2 separate regions of the Homo sapiens genome follow, and region 1 is linked to region 2. A link is a loop called in an ENCODE intact Hi-C map of the cell type or tissue named here. Cell type or tissue: GM12878. All regions are shown on one strand. Each heading gives the region's core, and the rest is flanking DNA. Links, peaks and the distances in the headings are about the cores only. Region 1 holds the start of LOC107985817 (a long non-coding RNA gene). Region 2 overlaps LOC105373584 (a long non-coding RNA gene).

Evidence for each region. Hi-C counts contacts between places; a loop is a spot of excess contacts. Peaks named below come from ENCODE experiments on the same cell type or tissue, not always from the same donor. Only the 100,000 strongest peaks of a DNase experiment are listed, where the experiment ranks them.
Region 1: a loop joins it to region 2, with 3 times the contacts of the local background. A loop is called at or near these places in 8 of 110 quality-filtered maps.

Annotation. Positions count from the first base shown.
Region 1 is chr2:120,000,781-120,012,031 of GRCh38, forward strand. It overlaps LOC107985817 (a long non-coding RNA gene), which reads left to right and starts at 7,061. Exons shown (of 4, transcript XR_001739205.2): 1 at 7,061-7,401; 2 at 9,367-9,521; 3 at 10,860-10,878. RefSeq lists an enhancer at 6,193-6,487. In GM12878, for the core only: a CTCF peak has its summit at 6,524; a DNase peak (open chromatin) is centred at 5,561; H3K27ac peaks cover 870 bases.
Region 2 is chr2:120,307,769-120,319,019 of GRCh38, forward strand. LOC105373584 (a long non-coding RNA gene) reads right to left here. Exons shown (of 3, transcript XR_923260.3): 2 at 10,751-10,898; 3 at 9,535-9,870. Among named protein-coding and RNA genes, the nearest start is that of INHBB, 33 kb to the right of the region's middle. RefSeq lists an enhancer at 5,647-6,170. In GM12878, for the core only: a CTCF peak has its summit at 5,585 (motif pointing left); DNase peaks (open chromatin) are centred at 703, 2,663, 5,277 and 5,483; H3K4me3 peaks cover 1,585 bases; H3K27ac peaks cover 1,541 bases.

The DNA.
Region 1 (11,251 bases), core at 2,205-10,204, 310 kb before region 2:
GCAACCTCCCCGTCCTGTGTTTAAGTGATTCTCCTGCCTCAGACTCCAGAGTAGCTGAGATTACAGGCGAGTGCCACCACGCCCAGCTAATTTTTTATTTTTTTTTAGTAGAGATGGGGTTTCACCATGTTGGCCAGGCTGGTCTCGAACTCCTGACCTCAGCTGATCCACCCACCTCGGTGTTCCAAAGTGCAAGAATTACAAGCATGAGCCCCTGGGCCTGGCCTCTTTCAGCACTTTCAATATGTCATCCCTTTGCCCAATGGCCTCTGTGGTTACTGATGAGAAATCAGCCATTAATCTTACTGGGGGTGTCCTGTATGTAATGGGTCATGCTTCTCTTGCTGTTTTCTAAATTCTCTCTTTGTCTTTCGATAGTTTGATTATGACATACTCAGGTGTGGATGTCTTTGAATTTATTCTTCTCGGAGTTCAGTGAGTTTCTTGAACATGTATATTAATGTTTTCAACAAATTTGGCAAATTTCAGCCATTATTTCTTCAAATACTCTTTCTACTCTTTTTTTCTCTCCTCTCCTTTTGAGCATCTGATTGTACATATGTTGTTACACTTAATGTCTGTATTAGTTTTCTAAGGTTACTATAGCAGCGTTTCACAAACTACAGCCTTGAATGGTTTAAGATAGCAGAAATGTGTTTTTTCACTTTCCTGGAGGCTAGAAGTCCTAAATCAAGGTGTGGGGAGGGCCATGCTCTCTCGGAAGTATCCAGTAGATAATACTTCCTTGCCTGTTCTAGCTTCTTGGGTTCCATGACAATCCTGGGAATTTCTAACTACCAGATGCTTCACTTTAATCTCTGTCTCTGTCTGTCATATGGCTGCCTTCCCCTTGTTTTTATCTACATAGTCTTTTCTCTGGGGGTATCTGTCTCTTTGTCCAAAGTTCTCTATCTTGTAAGAACAGCAGTCATTTTGGATTAGAGTCTGCTCTAATGACCTGAAGTCATTGGACCTTAACTTGATTACATCTGTAAAGACCCTTTCTAAAGGGTCTTTTCCAGGGTCACATTGACAGATACTGGAGGTTAGTACTTCAGCATACCTTTGGGGGAATACAATTCAACTCCTAACAGTGTCCCACAGATCACTGAGGCTATGTTCATTTTTCTTCATTATTTTTCCTTTCTGTTCCTCAGACCGGATGGTCTTAATTTACCTACATTTAAGTTCACTGATTCTTTCTTCTGCCAGCTCAAATCTGCAAATGAGCTACTCTAGTGAATTCTTTATTTCAGTTATTGTACTTTTGCATATTCAGAATTACTATTTACTTCTTTTTGTATAATTTTTATCTATGTTCTCTGTTTAAGACGTCAGTCTTATAGTTTTCTTTAGTAATTTACATTTGTTTTCCTTGGTTGTTGTTTGTGTGTGTGTGTTTTGTTGTTTTGTTTTGAGACAGCATCTTGCTCTGTCTCCCAGGCTGGAGTGCAGTGGCATGATTATGGCTCGTCGCAACATTTACCTCCCACCATGCCTGGGTAACTTTTTTATTTTTTTTGTAGAGACAGGGTCTATCTATATTGACCAGGCTAGGCCTGAACTTCTAGGCTCAAGTGACCCCCCACCTTGGTTCCCAAAGTGCTGGGATTACAGGCCTGAGCCACCATGCCAGGCCCTCATTTGGTTTTTCAACCAAACAGCTGATTTAACGTCTTTGTCTAATAAGTCCAGTGTTTGGACTTCCTCTGGGACAGTTTCTATTGACTGGTTTTTGCCCTGTGTATGGGCTATAATTTCTTGCTCCTTGTCTAATGTTTTCTTTTTGAAAACTGGTCATTGAAATAATATAATGTGAAATGCACCATGGAATACTGTGCAGCCATAAAAAAGAATGAGTTCATGTCCTTTGCAGGGACATGGATGAAACTGGAAACCATCATTCTCAGCAAACTAACACAGGAACAGAAAACCAAACACCGCATGTTCTCACTCATAAGTGGGAGTTGAACAGTGAGAACACATGGACACAGGGAGGGGAACATCACACACGGGCCTGTCGGGGGGTGGGGTGCAGGGATAGGGAGAGCATGAGGACAAATACCTAATGCATGCTGGGCTTAAAACCTAGATGAAGGGTTGATGGGTGGATGGGTGCAGCAAACTACTATGGCACATGTATACCTATGTAACAAGCCTGCGTGTTCAGCATATGTATCCCAGAACTTAAAGTAAAATTAAAAAAAAAAGAACATAATGTGAAAACTTTGGCATTTAGAATCTCCCCTTCTCTAGGGTGTTTTGTTGTTGCTGTTTGTTGTTGTTGTTATTTGTTTGTTTCACAGCTTTCCTGAGCTAATTCTATGAAGTCTGTATTCTTTATTGTATGTAACTATGGAAGTCTTTGTTCAGTTATCTTAGTGATCACCCGATGACTGGATAGAGATTTCCCTAAATGCCTGGAAGCAGTAATTCTCCCAGTCTTCGCTAAAAGGCTTTATGTGTTTGCTGGGGCACACGTTATTTATTTATTTATTTATTTATTTATTTATTTATTTAGAGACAGAGTCTCACTCTGTCACCCAGGCTGGAATGCAGTGGCACAATGTCGGTTGACTGCAACCTCTGCTTCAAGGTATCCTCCTGCCTCAGCCTCCCGAGCGGCTGGGACCACAAACACAGACACATGCCACCATGCCTGGCTAATTTTTGTATTTTTGGTAGAGACAGGGTTTCACCATGTTGCCCAGGCTGGTCTCAAACTCCTGAGCTCAAGGGATCTGCCTGCCTTGGCCTCCCAAAGTGCTGGGATTACAGGCATGAGCCACTGCGCCGGCCTTTCAACATTTAGCCAGGTAATTTACAACTCTGGCTTAGCTTTTCACTTCCTGCTCACTAGGGCTTCAGGGTGTTCTCAGATCTTTCCTGACCATCTTTGTAGCACTGGTCACATTCATAGCCCTTTGCATGCAAGTGGCCTTCTAGATTCCCTTAAATATATCAGAGCTTTTCAAAGACCCTAAGGACTTCTCATCCCCAACTTTTGATTTTGAGATTATTTGTTGTTTTTGTTGGCCTATTATTTACTCAGCTGCCTCAGGCATCCATAATGTTGTCTTCAGCAAATACCCTGGAAAAAAGCGGTTTGTCCTGAATGAGCTTTGGTTGTGTTGTTGTTGTTGTTGTTGTTTGAGATAGAGTCTTGCTCAGTGGCCCAGGCTGAAGTGCAGAGGCGCGATCTCAGTTCATTGCAGCCTTCACTTCCTGGGTTCAATAGATTCTCGTGCCTCAGCCTCCTGAGTAGCTAGGACTACAGGCATGTGCCACCACACCTAGCTAATTTTGTATTTTTAGTAGAGACAGGGTTTCATCATGTTGGCCAGGCTGGTCTCAAGCTCCTGACCTCAAGTGATCTGCCCACCTCGGCCTCCCAAAGTGCTGGGATTACAGATGTGAGCCACTGTGCCAGGCCACCTGAATGAGCTTTGAATCACGTCAAATAAAGACAGTTTTGTCCATGGGGTTTTCTAGGGCACCACCAGACATCATGTAGTGACAGTTCTCTGGGAATGGGACTTTGAAGAAGCTGCTACTGTGTTTTACCTCCTCCAGGGGCTGCCAGGCTGCATTTTTTAAGGCTGTTGTGGAACTAGAAGGAGGGAGATTAGAATAGTGCAAGTTTAAATGCCCTAAAACTCACTGCTCTTATCAAGATTCAGCCATTTTTCCTGAATAAACATCTGCCAGATTGTTATATGTCTTTGGCTAATATGCAGAGTTCTGAAAAAACTGATTCTGAACATTTTTTACAGCCTTTTGTTGCTTCTATGGTGATGATTTTCAGAGATTTTTACTCTGCCATTTCCATCAACTTCTCTCAATACATTGTTTTTAGATACCTTATTTTTCAACATACTCACTGAACGGTATTCTGATTGACTATTGGCTGTTGCCAGGAAACCAAAACAATCCTCAGAGGATAAAGATTATAATGAGAAAATCCAGAGCCCTGTGAAGTAGTGTCTGCCTAAGTACCCAGCTTCATCTCCCACCACTCTTCCATTGTTCTCTGGCATTAACGGTGCTAAGAATAATGTCCCTAAACTGCACATTTTCCATCTTTGCATTACATTCTTTTAACTTTTTGAATTTATTTATTATTTATTATTATTTTTTTGAGACAGAGTCTCACTCTGTTGCCCAGGCTGGAGTGCAGAGGTGCGATCTCAGCTCACTGTAACCTCCGCCTCCCAGGTTTGAGTGGTTCTCCTGCCTCAGCCTCCTTAGTAGCTGGGATTACAGGCGCCCACCACCAGGCCTGGCTAATTTTTATGTTTTTAGTAGAGATGAGGTTTCCCCATGTTGGCCAGGCTGGTTTCGAACTCCTGACCTCAGGTGATCCACCCACCTCGGCCTCTCAAAGTGCTGAGATTACAGGCGTGAGCCATCACGCCCAGCTCATTCTTTCAACTTTTATCTCTATTTTATAAATGAGGAAATTGAGCTTCAGAGAGTTTAAGTGCCCTTCTGGAAGTTAAATAGCTAGTATATGGAGTGCAGAGACCAGAATGAAGGTCTGTCTAACTCTGAAGCCAAATTCAATATTCTTTGAGAGAAACTATTTTTAAAGGAACTATACAAATTTATATGTTTGAAAAAGTATTGTCATAACTTTAACCTGTACCTCATATTTCTCAAACACATTTTGGAAAATGGGCATTTAAAGTGTGATGAGAAAATTATTTCTTTAAAGGAAACTTGAGGTTTGAGTTATTTTTAACAAAACTCTAATAATCTCTAAACCCAGATTTTTTGTATCTGAAATTAATGTAACATTAAATAAAATCTTCTTTATGTATAGGAACAGGTTTAGAATAATAAGTTTTAAGATCTTGAAGAGATCTTAGAATCCTCTCTTCTAATTACCTCATTTTATTTTATTTTTTATTTTTGAGACAGTCTCGCTCAGTCACCCAGGCCGGGGTGCCGTGGTGCGATCTTGGCTCACTGCAATCTCTGCTTCTCGGGTTCAAGCGATTCTTGTGCCTCAGCCTCCCAAGTAGCTGGGACTACAGGCACCTGCCACCACGCCCGGCTAATTTTTTTGTATTTTTAGTACAGACGGGGTTTCGCCATGTTGGCCAGGCTGGTCTCGAACTCCTGACTTCAAGTGATCTGCCCGCCTCAACCTCTCAAAGTGCTGGAATTACAGGCGTGAGCCACTGCGCCCGGCCTAATTACCTCATTTTACACATGAGAAAACCGATGCCAGGAAAGATAATGCCTTGTCCAAATGAGTCAGTAGCAGGTGGTCGCCACTGATCTTTCTACCACAAGGTCTCCTAATACCTTCCCTGCCCCTGGTGTCAAGCAGTAGTCACAGGTATGGGAACAGTCACCTAAAGACCAAGTTACTCAATGTGTAGACCACTAATGTCCACTATCAACACACTGCAAGCTTGTTTGTAGGGCAGAATCTCAGGCCCCACCCCAGGCTTAAACCTTTTAATAAGATCCCCAGGTGACTCATATACATATTAACTTCTAGAAGCATTGAGCCTTGGCTCCTACCTTTTTCTTCCCCTGAGTCTCAGTCTCATCATGGTTTCACCAGTAGGCAAAACCAATGGTGAAATAGTTTCACTTCTGCCTCTCTATTACTCAGTATCATGAACTTGCCTGGAGCCATCAAAGCTTTTCTGATTTTTTTTTTCTTCCTAACAGTATAAATAAAGAGTATAGGCTACCGAGTAAGACACTGTTCCAGATAATCCTGAACAAAATGATGCATTAGGTCCTTTGCCCTGAGTAGCCAGAAGTAGGGGGAAAGCCTGGAGGCTTTGGAGAAAGAAATGACTTGTCTCCAACTCATCCTTCCATGTCTCTTCTCTGCATACTTCCAACCCCTGCCTTCCCCCATTCTGTTAGTGTGTCCTTCAATTAGCCAATGTGGCTAATCATTTAGTATGAATTAGTTTAAGGTCTTACTCCTCCCAGGAATATTTGCAAAGAAGGGAAGGGTGGAATTTCAAACATGCGATTCCGGCTCAGAAAAGATTTAGCTGGGTAAAAGGGAGCCACCAAATCACGTGAAAGTAGGCTTGGGCCGTGGCTCCATTTCAGGAGATCCTAGTCTTCCACTTGTAGCACAAAGGTTATCTTTGCTCCTAGGTCTGTAAAATTTGCATTGTCTTATATGTAGTATTGCATGATTTTGAAAACATGTTAGATGATTTACTTTGTGTAAGGCTCATAACTATTCTGTGGGGAAGCTGGCATCATCTTCATTTTACAGGACTTAAACTTGTTTGGGGCCTTTTAGCTTCCAAATCAAACTCCAGGCTCCTTGCAATATGCTAATAAAATTGTCTCTCTTATGGGCGTTTCTTTTTTTTCTTTTTTTTTTTTGAGATGAAGTTTCGCTTTCGTTGCTCAGGCTGGAGTGCAATGGCGCCATCTGGGCTCACCGCAACCTCCGCCTCCTGAGTTCAAGCGATTCTCCTGCCTCTGCCTCCCAAGTAGCTGGGATTACAGGCATGCACCAGCATGCCTGGCTAATTTTTATTTTTAGTAGATACAGGGGTTCTTCATGTTGGTCAGGCTGGTCTTGAACTCCTGACCTCAGGTGATCTGCCTGCCTCGGCCTCTCACAGTGCTGGGATTACAGACGTAAGCCACTGTGCCTGGCCATGGGAGTTTCTTATGACTGGTTTTAGTTTAGTTTAGTTTTGTTTTGTTTTGTTTTGAGACGGAGTGTTGCTCTGTTGCCAGGCTGGAGTGCAGTGGCGCTATCTTGGCTCAGACTCACCACAACCTCCGCCTCCCAGGTTCAAGCGATTCTCCTGCCTCAGCCTCCGGAGTAACTGCGACTACAGGCACGCACCACCGCACACGGCTAATTTTTGTATTTTTAGTAGAGACGGGGTTTCACCATGTTGGCCAGGATAGTCTCGATCTCTTGACCTCGTGATCCGCCCACCTCGGCCTCCCCAAAGTGCTGGAATTACAGACATGAGCCACAATGACCAGCGTGGTTTTGTTTGTTGATTTATTTTATTTGTACACATCTTTTAAATAGATAATGCTCTCCTAGATTCAGTGTTTGAGAAACAAATTCTTCATGATACTCACTCTTCTGAGGGTATTTTCTTTTCATGGCCCAATCTTGTTTCACCGGTACATTCGCTGCTTCCTCCCTACCATATCATCATGGCCATCACTGTTCTTTTGGAATGCAGGGCCACTTCAGTCTCCAAGAGAACTGATTCTTATGTCGGAATTCTCTCTAAGCCAATCTGTTCAGCATACTTTGACACGAATGAATGGCCTCACCAGGGTGGACCAGTTCAGAGAAGGCTGACTAAGGAAGCAAAGAGCCTGGAAATCAGAACAAGAGAAGATTTTGCAGGCTTGGGACAAGTGTCTTCAATGATTTAAAGGGTTGTGATGTGAAAGAGAGATTATGTTATTTCTTAGGGGTAGAGGTAGATTTACTGTGAAGATAAATCTGGTTTAAGCTTTAGGGCTATTGTGTGGCCTCCTTCCAAGACGCTGTACCTAATTTTGAATCTTTAAATTTGTGTTATTCCAACTAAAGACCTCTTCCCCCACCATCAAATTACAGTATATGAGTTACACAAAAACTGGATATACCCCTATCTGTGTGGAACCAGAGAGCAAACCAGGACCTAGGATAGAAGTGAAAATCTCACGTGAGGGTATTTGTTCAATATATTAGTTCAGTAAAAGAAAATCTTTCCATGGGCCAAGACAATGCCACCAGGAAGTGGGTTTTGGTAGGCACCTTCTTTTTTTTTTTTTTTGAGAGGAGTCTCACTCTGTTGCCAGGCTGGAGTGCAGTGGCGCGATCTCGGCTCACTGCACCTCCACCTCTGGTGTTCAATCGATTCTCCTACCTCAGCCTACCAAGTAGCTGGGATTACAGGCGCCCACTACCACGCCCAGCTAATTTTTGTATTTTTTTAGTAGAGACGGGGTTTCACCATGTTGGCCAGGCTGGTCTCAATCTCCTGACCTCGTGATCCACCCACCTCGGCCTCCCAAAGTGCTGGGATTACAGGCGTGAGCCGCCGTGCCAGGCTGGTAGGCACCTTCTATAGCTACCCACAGTTATTTGTCTCAGCAACATTCTCTCTTTGAGGCTAATAGAATTTGGATTTGTTCAGAAAGTTAAGGAGAGCCCTTGGTCTCCAGCTCCCAAGGGTGAATCCTGACTGGTCTAAGCCAGTCATGGTATTCTCTTTCCCTATGGCCTTTAATTGGTCTGAGTTAGGGCAGGTAGTGTAGTTCTGGCCGGAGACAGGGGGTGCTGGTACTTTCTTCTCTGAATTAAAAGACAAGGCTTCAGGTAAAGGTCTTTTTCCCCTTCCCTTTTATTCCTGAAACTCAAGAAAGCTGGAGATAAGCATCCGTCCTGTGGCCAGTATGCTAGAAGCATGAAAACCAAGGTCAACATGCTAAGGGTGGCAAAGCAGAAATGGTAAAGGGGTTTAGGATCCTTACAGCATTGTTGAGGAGCAGAACCAGTACTAATAGCTGCCTACCTCTAGATTACTTATGTGAGAAAAATAAACTCCTTATTTTTCAAATAACAGTTAAAATTTCCCATTACTTCCAGCCAAATGCATTTTTCCTTGATACAGCTATATTTAAGGAGAGGGCTTTCTCTGTCTCTGGCAGAAGTCAATTTTCTGGTGAATTTATCACGAAACGTGTGTTACAGAGGGTCCCTATGTCTAGAAGAGAGGATCTGGGGAGACAATGATTTGTTATTAGGAATAATTTCACATAATTAGAACATGAACAACTTTCTATGACTTGGGCCCTTAAGTTTCATCCTCCTTTCCTCAAGTCTTCATATTTCCTTTAGCCTATAACCATCTTTCTCAACAGATTTCTCTAACCTCATCCACAGCCTCCTTCAGTTCCACCTTTTTTTTTTCTGGAGATGGAGTCTTGGTCTGTCACTCAGCCTGGAGTGCAGTGGCGCCATCTCAGCTCATTGCAACCTCCGCCTCCTGGGTTCAAGTGATTCTCCTGCTTCAGCCTCCCGAGTAGCTGGGACTACAGGCACACACTGGCACGCCTGGCTAATTTTTGTATTTTTAGAAGAGATAGGGTTTCACCTTATTGGTCAGGCTGGTCTCGAACTCCCGACCTCAGGTGATCTACCCGCCTCGGCCTCCCAAAGTGCTGGGATTACAGGCATGAGCCACCGTGCCCAGCCCCAGTTCCATCTTTGATAGGAGATAGAAAAAAAGATTGAGCAGGATGGATGAAGAGGACACTGTTTTTCAAAACTGGTATGCTTTTCAACAATTTAGGAGAATAAGATATGTTTATAAGTATTGACAGAATTCACTTCCATTTCTGATCTGTAATCAGATAAACCAGAACTTTTCAAATGAGTAAACATCAGGTAAACATGGAAAGAGACAGTCTGGACAGGCTGAGGGGATGGCACTGAAGACCCTGCAGTTTTCCAACTGGCTAATCAGACCCCTGGGAAGAAGGAATGCTTTTCGGGGTACCTGGCCCAGGTGGGTTTGTTTGTTGTTTTTTGTTTTGTTTTGTTTTTAGACAGAGTTTCACTCGCATTGCCCAGGCTGGAGTGCAGTGCAGAGAAAGCAGCTCACTGAAACCTCCGCCTCCTGAATTCACGCGATTCTCCTGCCTCAGCCTCCTGAGTAGCTGGGACGGTTTTCACCATGTTGCTCAGGCCAATCTCGAATTCCTGAGCTAGAACTCTTGAGCCTTGGCCTTCCAAAATGCTGGGATTACAGGTGTCCAGGTGGTATTTTTTTAAATACTCTTTTTTTTTTTTTCAGACAGAGTCTCTGTCGTCCAGGCTGGAGTGCAATGGTGCAATCTCAGCTCACTGCAACCTCCACCTCCTGAGTTCAAAAGATTCTCCTGCCTCAGCCTCCCTAGTAGCTGGGATTACAAGCATGTGCCATCACACCCAGTTAATTTTTGTATTTTTAGTAGAGACGGGGTTTTACCATGTTGGTCAGGCTGGTCTCGAACTCCTGACCTCAAGTGATCCTCCTGCCTCGGCCTCCCAAAGTGCTGGGATTACAGGCATGAGCCACCACATTCGGTCTAAAGGACTTTATTATGAAAAATTTTAGATAGAATAGTTTAACGTCCCCATCACCCAGCCTCAGTTTATGGCCCATTCTTGTTTCATCTATACCATTGCTGCTTCCCCCTGCCATATCATTTCGTTTTTTTGTTGAGATAAAGATGCAAGATGACCAGCAACAATTCCTCCCATCCCTGAACACCCATGCTGCTCCTCTCATGAAGAGTGATGAAAATATTCCACAATTAGATTGTGGTTTGTGGTTCTACAACTCTGTGAAAATACCCAAAGCCATGGAAGTGTACACTTTAAGTGGGTGCATTATATCTCAATAAAGATGTTTTTAAAAGGTGGAGAAGGAAAATTTCTCTATTTTAATAATATTTAAAGAAAAAAAAAGAGGTAGAGTCTCTTTCATCTCCTTGAAACTGGGCGGCCTCTGTGATTTGCTTAAACCATTAACAGGCAGCAGAAGGGACGCTCCGTGACTGCTGGGCATAGCCCTTCATAGGCCTCAGAGCTTCTGTTTTCACTGTTTTGCCACACCAGCGGATCTGCAAGAGAGTAGCCCAGGCAGAACTCAGCTGTTCTTTGCAGCCACCCCAGCGGAGATGCCACACAGACCAGTGAAACCACCTTGGCAGCTCCAGCACCTGTTGAGCTGCCCAGCCAACACCACATGGGGCAGAGATGAGCTGCCAAGCCTGTCTACTACGTTTTGGGGTGGTGGAGGAGTGGGCAGTGCCAAATCCCGAGAAGAAGCTCAATGAGTATTTGTCTCTTTTCATTTCAGCAAGCAGAGGGTCCTCAAGGTAACACCTTCCAGTGGCTCCCCCACCTCTCTCAGAGCTCTAGCCAGGGCCCACAAGGCCCTACATCTTACCCCTTTCCTCTCTGACTGTCACCTCCTCTTCCTCTTGCTTCCTCACTTCTAGCCACACTGGACTTCCTTGAAAAGACAGACCTGTCCCCTTGCAGGGCCTTTTGCCCTTGCTGTTCCCTTCGGTTCTCCCCAGATGGCCACAGGGTTCCTCCCACACCTCCTCTAGGTCTTCATTCAAATGCTACCTTTTTTTTTTTTTTTGAGACTGAGTCTGGCTTTGTCGCCAGGCTGGAGTGCAGTGGCGTGATCTGGGCTCACTGCAACTTCCGCCTCCCGGGTTCGAGCGATTCCCCTGCCTCAGC
Region 2 (11,251 bases), core at 631-8,630:
CTGCTCTGCTGCTGTGACTGCTGACTGATTCTCTGTATATGTCAAGTGCCATCTCTGACATCGGACACCCTTGTTTGGTTGATGTATTGGTTACCTCTTGCTGCACAAATTTAGTGGCTCAGAAAACACACATTTATTATTGTATCTTACAGTTTCTGTGGGTCAGGAATGTGTGTACTGCTTGGCTGGGTCCTCTGCTTAAGGTCTCACAAGGCTGCAGCCAAGGTGTCAGCTGGGCTTTTCTCCTCTGGAGGCTCGGCATGGGAAGAACACACTTGCAAGTTCCCAGAATTCAATTCCTTGCAGCTATAAAAGTGAGTTTTAGGCTGGGTGCGGTGGCTCATGCCTGCAATCCCAGCACTTTGGGAGGCTGAGGTGGGCGGATCACCTGAGGTCAGGGGTTTGAACAAGCCTGGCCAACATGGTGAAACCCCATCTCTACTAAAAATGCAAAAAAATTAGCCAGGCGTGGTGGCAGGCGCCAGCTACTCGGGAGGCTGATGCAGGAGAATCACTTCAACCCGGGAGGCGGAAGTTGCAGTGAGCCAAGATCGTGCCATTGCACTCCAGCCTGGGCAACAGAGCAAGACTGTCTCAAAAAAAAACCAACAAAAAAAGTGAGTTTTAGTTTTTTGTTGGCTGTTAGAGGAGCTGCCCTCAAGTCCCTAGGGCCTCCCATGGTTCCCTGCGCTGTGGCCTTCCCCACGGGTCATTCATGACGTGGCAATTGGCTTCTTCATGGCCAGCAAAATGTAACATAATGTAGTCAAGATGGAGTGCCATCCATCACACTGGCCGTATTCCATTGGTTAGAAGTGAGTCACAGGTCCCGCCCACACTAGAGGGGAGAGAATTGCACAAAGGCAGGGGTGAGTACCAGGAGGTGGGGCTCAGGGGGCTGCCCCAGGCTTTGTTGCCACAGTGGGCTAGTCACCCTCCCATGCAAAGCAGACCCCGAACGCCAGGGTGGCTTCTTTTGGGTCAGGACTCAGTTCTGGGGCTGGGCTGCTGTGGCTAGAAGGGGGTTAGTTTGCCCAGCCTGGAGCATGGCAGCCTCTTCGTGCTACCTGCCTCTGGGCACCTGTGCCAAGGGGTCCCTGGCATTGCAGGCCCAGGGCATCATGTCCTGTTCTTTGGGACCCAGGGGCGAGGGGAATTTGCTTGAGTTCACACCGCAGTAAACATTGTACTGGTAAAAACCTGTACGCTACTCATGAGATTCACTTTTTCTAGGTAAGCGGGTGGTTTGGGTAGTCTAAAGATTGACACTGGCATTCTTTGGATGCTGTCTCAGCTTTTCTCATGTTCCATCTCCTCAGAATGGGTAGTAACACATTTATTGATTTTTTTTTTTTTGAAATGGAGTTTCGCTCTTGTTGCCCGGGCTGGAGTGCAATGGCGCAACTCGGCCCACCACAACCTCCGCCTCCTGGGTTCAAGCGATTCTCCTGCCTCAGTCTCTCAGGTAGCTGGGATTACAGGCGTGCACCACCACACCCAGGTAATTTTGTATTTTTAGTAGAGATGGGGTTTCTCCATGTTGGTCAGGATGGTCTCAAACTCCTGACCTCAGGTGATCCGCCCGCCTCGGCCTCCCAAAGTGCTGGGATTACAGACGTGAGCCACCGCGCCCGGCTGATTTTTCTACACTGATTTTCAACACTTAGAATAAATCAACTTTTCAGTAGCTGTTTTCTCATCTCTGTTTAAAATACTCAGCATTCCCCATTTTCTGAACTTACAAAAAGTTTTGACATAAATAATTAACAGTTTAACAAAAATCTTTAACACTGAATATGAGAACTTTGCCTTTCGAATTTAAAGAAAAAAGTCACTTGGCTTTTTTGTTTTCTTTTTTTTTTTTTTTGAGACAGGGTCTCACTTGTCATCCAGGCTGGAATGTTGTGGTGCCATCATAGCTCACTGCAGCCTCAATCTCCTGGACTCCAGCAATCCTCCTGGCTCTGTCTCCCGAGTAGCTGAGACTACAGGTGTGGCCAGCTAATTGCTTGATTTTTTTTGTACAGATGGGGTCTCGCTATGTTGCTTAGTCTAGTCTCAAACTTCTGGGCTCAAGTGATCCTTCTGCCTCAGCTTCCCAAAGCATTGGGATTATGGGCTGGGCATGGTGGCTCACACCTGTAATCTCATCACTTTGGGAGGCCGAGGTGGGTGGATTGCCTGAGGTCAGGAGTTCGAGACCCGCCTGGCCAACATGGTGAAGCCCCATCTCTACTAAAAATATAAAAATTAGCCAGGCGTGGTGGGGCACCTGTAATCCCAGCTACTATGGAGGCTGAGCCAGGAGAATTGCTTGAACCCGGGAGGCAGAGGCTGCAGTGGGCCAACATCGCGCCACTGCACTCCAGGCGGCCTGGGCAACAGAGCGAGACTCAGTATTTTTTTTTAAAAAAACAAAAACCCACAAAGCATTGGGATTATGGGCGCGAGTCACCGTGCCCGGCCTCACTTGACTTTTCTGTGCTTCACCTTCCTCATCTGTAAAATGAGGGGGGTAGTAAGCCATTCTCTGTTTCTGAGGTGCTGAACTTCTGGGGCTACCCTCTCCCAGGCTTGTGGTTAGGATCAAAGGAGGACAAAGCACAGGTGTTGGCTGCCCAAACACACACCAGGGGTGTAATCACACCACAAAGAGTTCCATTGTGATGCTGCAGCTATTTTAAATAGAATTGCTTCTCTTCTGTCTCAGGCTTATTTGCTTATAATGCTTCATTTGTATATGACTTTTCAGAAACCTGTTCTATAGATTGAGATTCCCACATCAATTGCTAAGCCCTAGCACAGAGGCCTAGCTAGGTCACCAAAAAGGTTTAATGACAAATTCGGGGTCTTTGCATTCCTGACTGTACATTTTTGATGGAATCTCCTCTCCATCATGTCTTTGACTTGTTGCTACTGTTTCAACCAAAACAGTACTGTTTTGAACTGGCTGTTCAGCCAACAGCCAGTACTGTTTCTACTGGCTGGTTTGTTTGTTCGTTTGGTTTTTTGTTTGTTTGTTTTAGATGAAGTCTCTGTCGCCCAGGCTGGAGTGCAGTGGCATGATCCTGGCTCACTGCAACCTCCACCTCCCACGTTCAAGCGATTCTCCTGCCTCAGCCTCCCGACTAGCTGGGATTACAGGTGTGCACCATCATGCCCAGCTAATTTTTGTATTTTTAGTATAGACAGGGTTTCACCATGTTGGCCAGGCTGGTTTCCAACTCCTGGCCTCAAGTGGTCCACCCGCCTCGGCCTCCCAAAGTGCTGGAATTACAGGTGTGAGCCACTGCGCCCTGCCTCTCCTGACTGTTTTTACTCAAATGCCAGGAAGTCATTGGTGCCACAATCTGACTTTCCGTCAGCACTGGCCTGCATGTCCCATTGAATTGGGATAGTGTTCTTCAAAAAATATGGCACGAAATACTAGTTCTTAGAAATGCAAATTGGTTTTTCAGGAAACAAGGGTTTTATGACTGAATGTGCTCATGGAACATTGCATGTTCATGTTAGAGTCCTCCTTTCTGGAGGTTCAAAGCCCTTATTAGGACACTTTATTTTTAATCCAATATTTTCTGGGCTTATTTGAATAGGAAACACTTTTTTTTAAATTAAAAAAGTTGAGAACAAAACACTTATTCATATACTACAGGTCAAAACAATCTTTGGCAAATGCTACACATGTGCACAGATATGGTTTCTTTTGAAAGTTTATGTTAGCTCTGGAAGACCCTAGAGCTCCTTGGCTGCTGCCTGAACCCTGTGACCCGATTCCTTTAAAATTACACTTTTTGGCTGGGCGTGGTGGCTGATGCCTGTAATCTCAGCACTTTGGGAGGCAGAGGTGGGAGGATCACTTGAGCTCAGGAGTTTGAGACCAGCCTAGGCAACATGATGAGACCCTGTCTCTATTAAAAAACAATAACTAGAAAAATTAGACATCTTTTTTTTTTTTTTTTGAGATGGAGTCTTGCTCTGTCGCCCAGGCTGGAGTGCAGTGGCACAATCTCAGCTCACTGCAATCTCTGCCTCCCAGGTTTAAGGAATTCTCAGCTTCAGCCTCCTGAATAGCTGGGATTTCAGGGACGTGCCACCACGCCCAGCTAATTTTTTTGTATTTTTAGTAGAGATGAAGTTTCACCATCTTGGCCAGGCTGGTCTTGAACTCCTGACCTCGTGATCCACCTGCCTCGGCCTCCCAAAGTACTGGGATTACAGGCGTGAGCCACCGCGCTCAGCCGAAAAATTAGCCTTCTTTTTAAAAAGCATGCTGCTTTAATAAACTTATCATTTCCTATGTTTTTTCGTGGTTTGTTTGGAAATTAGCAACTAGCTTTCCTCTTCTGGTTCATCATTGATTAGCCATAAACGGATCCAGAGATTCCTATTGGAACCTGTTTGGGGCCCTCTAGCTCTTCCTCTGCCCACCTACAGGAAGAAGCCTCACAGGTGACTCCACTGTGGACTTGCAGACCCTGGCCCTAAGGGTTCATTCACCATCCCTGATGCTGGGGCGGGGCTGCTCTGAGCTCTGGTTATCTTGTGTACTTGATGACCATGTACAAACTTATGCTCCCCGCCATGATTTCTTTCTAAAGTTATCCGAGAAAGAAATTCTTTTTTTCTTTTCTTTCTTTTCTTTTCTTTTTTTTTTTAGATAGACTTTCGCTCTTGTTGCCCAGGCTGGAGTGCAGTGGTGCGATCTTGGCTCACTGCAACCTCCGCCTTGTGGGTTCAAGCAATTCTCCCGCCTCAGCCTCCCAAGTAGCTGGGATTATAGTAGGCGTGTATCACCACACCCGGCTGATTTTTTTGTATTTTTAGTAGAGATGGAGTTTCACTATGTTGGTCAGACTGGTCTCGAACTCCTGACCTCAGGTGATCCACACACCTCGGCCTCCCAAAGTGCTGGGATTACAGGTATGAGCCATCACGCCCGGATGAGAAGGAAATTCTATCAACGAGGATGTGTGTTAAAAAGTGTCAGAAAACATGAGTTTGAAAAAAGACTTATCACACAGCCAATGCTTTATGTCTCCCTCTTCAGTTTACGTCTGTTTCCTGATAATAATAACAAAACAGTCCTAACAACGTCTGAAGATTGCATTATCTTTTCAGAATCCTTTCACATCCCCTGGCAACCCTAGCTGCTGGACAGGGAGGGTGTCAGCATTGCTTCTTGGTACGTGGGTCCCTGGGCGCAGCGACCTAGCACAGCAGGCGGTGAAGTTAGTTGCGCAGTGAATGGTGCCGGTCTCCGCGTTCTCAGGACTGCTCCGGTTGGGAGATGGAGAGAGGCGAATCAGGACTACGTGGCGCCTCAGGTTCTGGAGGGTTCCTCTACCTCCTCCCTTCCTCCCATTCTCCGCACTTAAAATGAGACACGGATTCCTTCCCGACCACATACGGGGGGCTTCCCCCAGCATGAAACTTTCAGGTGCTTCTTATAGCTCCCACTCCATTTCACTTTTATGTGTAAAGGGTAGTTGCATATAAAAATGACATTTTAATATCGTAAGTCCCCAGCGGCACCAAAGCTCAAGCTGCCCTTTTTGGTAAACACCTAGCTCCGCCTAGTGGCCACGGGAAAGTGCGTTTTCCCGAGAAAACGCTGCGTGGCTGGCCTGCCCCGCTCTCGGCGGAGGGAGCTCTGGTAACGCTTTGTAAACTGACTCGGCGAGGAGAGCACCTGCCTGAATCACTCCCTTGAAAAAGGCCCAAGTGCAGTTGTTTCCTTTAATGACCTGCGCTATTACAGGCTTTGGATTTTGTGTGTGCGCCAAGAAGAAGGGTAAACAACACACAAACTCTTGAAGGGAAGGTTTCCTTCGGAGAGCGGGGCAGACAACATAAGCCGCACTGTTTGTGAGGGCCGGTGGTTTCGCTTTTATGGCATCAATCAGTTTGTATTGTAATTGATAGGAATCCTGTTCCCACACTGAGTTTTGTTTACTGAGAAAAGATTTGGAGAGTAAAGGGAGGCCCCAGCCCTTAGCCGGAATCCCAGCCAACTCTTCCTCCAGATGAAACAGAAGCAGGAGGACCCCACAGCCAGGCGGAGCCACGCCCGCCCCGAGGAGCACCGGGCTCCATCGCCTTCCCCCAGATTGCAGCGGACCTTGATTTCAAGAAACATTCCCGCCGTGTCAACAGCAGCCCTGTGCAGCGGCTGCCCCGGGCCCCACCCGCTGTGAACCGACGCAATGGCCTTCACTTCAAGGACTGCCCTCTCACACCCGAGCAAGCTGACCTCAGAGGTCTGGGGCAGCCGGGCAGGGGACGCACCACTCTCACCCGCGGGCAGTCCTCTGGGTGGGTTCTGACCGTGACCTGTGAGCTGGACCACGGGACACTTTTGGCATATTCTGCTTGGGTGCGTGGCAGGTCGTGGTGACCATCTTGTCTTACGCGTCATTTTGTCCTTCTACATTGTTCCAGCCACGTGTGTCTGACCTAGAGCTGTGGTGTGGGGAGACTGTCTCTGACTGCGGGGGTTGTGGAGTCTGGGAAATGGGCTCACCTTCCAGACCCTGTAATTCAGCTTTGCCTCCAGGAGCTCCGGACGGAGCTGGCAGCAGAAAGCCACTTGCACATAATGAAACGGTGACCATATGCTGCCTAAATCTCCACGCAGGCTTGTCGTAGCAGCTCCTTGTCACCCAGCTAACAGTAGCTGGACTCGCCTTGCCATAGATGTTCACACCTCTCCCCTCCTGTCCTGTGCCTTTCCTTCTGCGCTCCCGAAATCACAGATCCTTGGTCTGTGCGGGGAAAGACATCTTTGGGCTTCTGCTCTTCATGGATGCGGGTGCTGTGTCAGCCTCCCCCGGCCCTCCTTCCCTCCCCAGCCTCCTCCTTCCCCACCTGTATGCGGTGGGTCCCTGGAAGAGCTCCAAAGCACTTTCTTTCATCCCTCGACTGAGGTTTTATTTTTAATTAGAAAGCCAAGCACACTTTTAACAGCCACAGCCAGACTGAGCAAGCTCTTCTGAAGCAGCGCAAAGGTGGAAGCCTGTGCTGCTGATGTGGCTGGGCTCACGGAAGATGACGGGCTTCCTGCCAGCTTGCACTAGCCTTGGAGGAAACCTTTGTTGTGTAGGAGGCAAATCACCCAGGGCAGTGTTTTCCTAACTTCTTCTGTCCTTAAACAACTGACCACAATCTGTGCCTTCCTCAGGCCCAGGCTTTCCCATCTCTGTCCTGAACACTCTTCACTCCACGGGCTTCAAGGTAATTTTTTCTCCCTGGTGACATCGTCGGTGCCGCCTCCTGCCCCCGGCACACTCGTCCACACACAGAACAGCAGCTTGTTTCTCCATCACTGTGTCATTCCCTTTGAGCCATAATCCTTTCCTTCCTGCCCTCCAGCGGCTTCTGGGATGGATTCTCTCTCGCCCGCTGGCTGAGGGCGGCCTCCCACCCGAAAGCACCATAGGAGCTTGGCTGCCCGCAGGGTGACACCGCAGGTGTCCTCACTCTTCCCGTTGCCTGGCCCCTGGTGATGGTCACCGAATCGTGCTGTCCTTTCTTGTGGTCTGTCAAGTGTGCTCCTTCTGGGTGGCCTCCACTGCCCCTTGGTGCCACTGTCTGGCTTGTACAGCATCACGCCTTGGCCACTGCGACCGTCTTTTCCCTGACCTCTCACACTGATGCTCTGGTCTCTGGTCTCTAGGACGGTCTTTCACTCTAATACCAGTGTGAGCTCGCTGCTGCACAGGCCTGGCCATGTCACTCCTCAGCTGACAATCCCTGGAGGGTGGGGGACACCACCGTGACCACACAGCCATTGACGAGTGGGTGTGAGGCTGGGGGGCTGCCAGCCCCTTCTGCAGAGGGCACCTCCTCTGTGTCCCTGGCTGCCATCCGCAGAACATCATTTTGTCTGTGCTCCCGGCTGTCATCTGCACACGCTGTGGTCCCATCGTGTGCCTGTTGCCCTTTTCTGCGTGTTCAGCACTGTGCCTTTGGCCCTGGCTGCACCCTTCCCCACCCTGCCGCCACAGCACACAGCACACTTCCCCCAACTGTGCCCTTCTGCTTCTCCAGGCAAAGCCAGACACTGGTTCCCACCCCGGCACAGTGCTGAAATGCCCGCAGCAGCACTGTGGCCCTTGTAACATGATGGTCAACTCCAGCTCACTCCCCTCCCTGAGTTCCTGGGCAGCCCATGCCTTTTTGCTCAGTGAATGATAATGGAATGGCGCAGAAGCAAGCACAGAGGCAGGAGCAGGGACAGAAATAGCAGCGATGTGAGTAACAGCCTTTTGCATCCTCACAGTGGCCTTGGCCCTGGCTGGTGCTGTCGTCATTTTAGAGGTAAGGAAACTGAGGCCCTGTGAGGTGGGCTGACTTGTTTGAGTTCCCACAGCTGCTGTGTGGCCCCAAAACCTCTGCTTGGAACATTCTGCAGAAAGTGGAGACAGGGCCTGACTGTGCTGGGGTGGGGGCCTGGCAAGGGCCGGAGGGGTGGCCTGAATGCCAGGGCCCAGGAAACCGGCTGGTGAGGAAGCCTCTGAGAGCTGCTGCTGGCTGAGCAGATGTGCAGGGCTGCGAGTGAGCGCAGAGGAGGGCTGCTCTGGCTGGGAGACAGGGCAGGGTGGCCAGAGCCAGGGAGGGTATCCAGATGGATTTCAGAAGCACACCTGGAGGTTTGGAGGGACTTGGAGGTGACTTAATGTAAGGTGGGGAAGGAGAAAGAGGCCTCGGGACATGGGAAGGAGAAAGAGGCCTCGGGACGTCTGGTGCTTCTGACTTGGGGGACCGGGTGGTGGAGTCCCCCTAACAGACATTGGGAAACAGGAGAGATCAGTCCTGCTGGGGTGGTGTGGGGAAGGGAGGAGCCAGCTGTGAGGGGACCACTGTTTTCCTGATGGAGGGATCCGACAGCAGCCGGAGCTGCAGTTGGTGGCAAGTCCCTGGCATGGTACAGCAAGGGCAGTAGGAAAGCTGCAGAGGGGTGGGGTTTGCCGGGCAGGGGTGGGGTTTGTGGGTCACGCAGGTCCCAAGGAGCCCAAGCTCAAGGTCCGCGCCTGCCTGCTCTCCCCACTCACCCTTGCCCATGGGAGCGCTGTCCTTTTCTCTGAAAAAGCCTAAACGCGTTGGCCTTCCTCTTTAGCGAAGTCTTTCCTGCCTCAGCTGAGTCTGTGAGGGGCAGCCCAGCGTCCCCTCTGTGCCAGCTGTCTTCTCCCTGTTCTTGGCCCACCCTTTCTGGGCACAGGCCTCAGCTCCCTCCCCATTCCTAAGCCCCGCTTTCTGTATCTCCACAGAGGCCTTCCTCGGCCCTCCCAGCCTGATGCAGGGCTGCCTTGGTTCCTACTGCCAAGAACCTGCGCTTTGCCACCAGCTCCTCCCCACTCACCAAGGGAAGCAGGTGGGAAGCACCCTCCTTTCTCCTTCTGTAAACCTGGGTTGGCAAACCTTTTCTGTAAAGACCAGATGGCAAATAATTTTGGTGTCACAGGCCCCACTGTCTCTGTTGCAACAGCTCAAAGTGAGAAAGCAGCCCCAGATGATATGTAAAGGAACAAGTGTGACTGTTTCAATAAAACTTTATTTAGAAAAACAAGGGGTGGGCCAGCTTTGGCCCACAGGTTGTAGTTTAATGGCTCTGCTCTAAACCAGTCCTCATCCTCCTGCTGGATAACAACCAAACTTTCTAGAACCAACAGGGCTGGGGGTTGGAAGCAGCAGGTGGAGGTGGGGTGTTGGGGAAGGAAGTGGGAGGGGAGGCCTCCACAGAGAGATGGAGAGCTGTCTGCCCAGTCCTTCTTCTCTTCTCTGGGAGAACCGGGCACGGTGCCCCCTCCAGGTTTAGTTGCCCATGACGCAGAGCCCCATTAGTTCCACATCAGGCCTCCGCTTGCCTATGAACTGAAAATCAGTTTCTCTGGCTCCATGATTCCTGCCCCCTTCCCCTCATATATATATATATACTAGGGAGGCTGCCTCAGCCTCCCCAGTAGCTGGGATTACAGGTTCCCACCACCACGCCCAGCTAATTTTTGTATTTTTAGTAGAGACGGGGTTTCACCACGTTGGCCAGGCTGGTCTTGAACTCCTGACCTCAGGTGATCCGCGCACCTCAGCCTCCCAAAGTGCTGGGATTACAGGCATGAGCCACCGCGCCTGGCTCCCCTTCCCTTCATATTAGTTAAACAAAGCATGAGACAGGAGGTCCCTCATCCTCTTCCTGCACTGGAAAATTAGTCTTCAGTTACCACAGCGGTCTGGAAAGACTTGAATGAACTCCACAGTTTAGTTGTCAGGTGGGGAGTGTCCCTGTGTGTGGGCGCTGGTGGTTCCAAGGTAACTGTCTCCGGCCCCTGTCCCCAGGTGTGCAGTGGAGGTCAAGGCCTGGAGTCCCTCCTTTCCTGGAACTTTGAGCCCCAAACCTGGTGACCCCACGAGCACCTCGCACTTCTTCACTTTTCCTCGGTTTTACATCACATGTGTGTAGCCCCTGTTCTTTCTTCTCTAGGCTACAACTGTACCCGCTGCCACCAAGCTAGACCCTCGGAGGTGACCACTTCCTCTGGGGGTAAAGGGCCCCTCCCAACCCATCACCAAAAAAACTTCCCCATTTACCCCAAGTCTCTCCCCAGTTTACCCTAACATGCGAGTTGAAGTTTTCCCTCCTGTGCGGTGGAGGTAAAGCTTATTTCCCGCTGGCCCTGTGGAAAATGCAGGGAGCAGGGACCATTCCCGAAATCCCCACTCAGCACCAACCACGGAAGGAGCAGCACACACTTACTTCTCTGTGCAGTTGGAAGATGCAAAATGGAAGCTCAGTGTTCGATGGTTCATCCAAGGAGAGGTACAGGGATGGGATTTGAGTCCAGGTCCGGGTGACCCGGGTCCTCTCAGAGGCCTGTCTTCTGGGGTTCCACAGCCTTGCCCCTCTGGAACAGAGAACAGGATGCAGGGGTGGGGGCAGATAAAGCGTTCTGTGCAAGAGACAGGCTTGACAGGCCTGGGGGCGGTCTGCTGAAAGGGACCCCTGGAGCAGCCCAGGGCCGACTGGAGGCCCTTGGGGATGGGGAGGACGTTCACTACCAGAGGGAGAGGCAAGGTGGGGAGGCCGCAGGCCCCTTCTCGGCCCCTCTGTCTGCTGTATCTCCACCCTCTCTCCCTGTGACCAGGCCTGGAAGGGATGGGCTCTGGGCCAAGCCCTGCTCTTGGCACAAACTCTCCACCCCACCCTGGAGGCGCTTGTTAGTGCTTTGCTTAAAAGTAGGCTGAGAAGTCCGAGCAA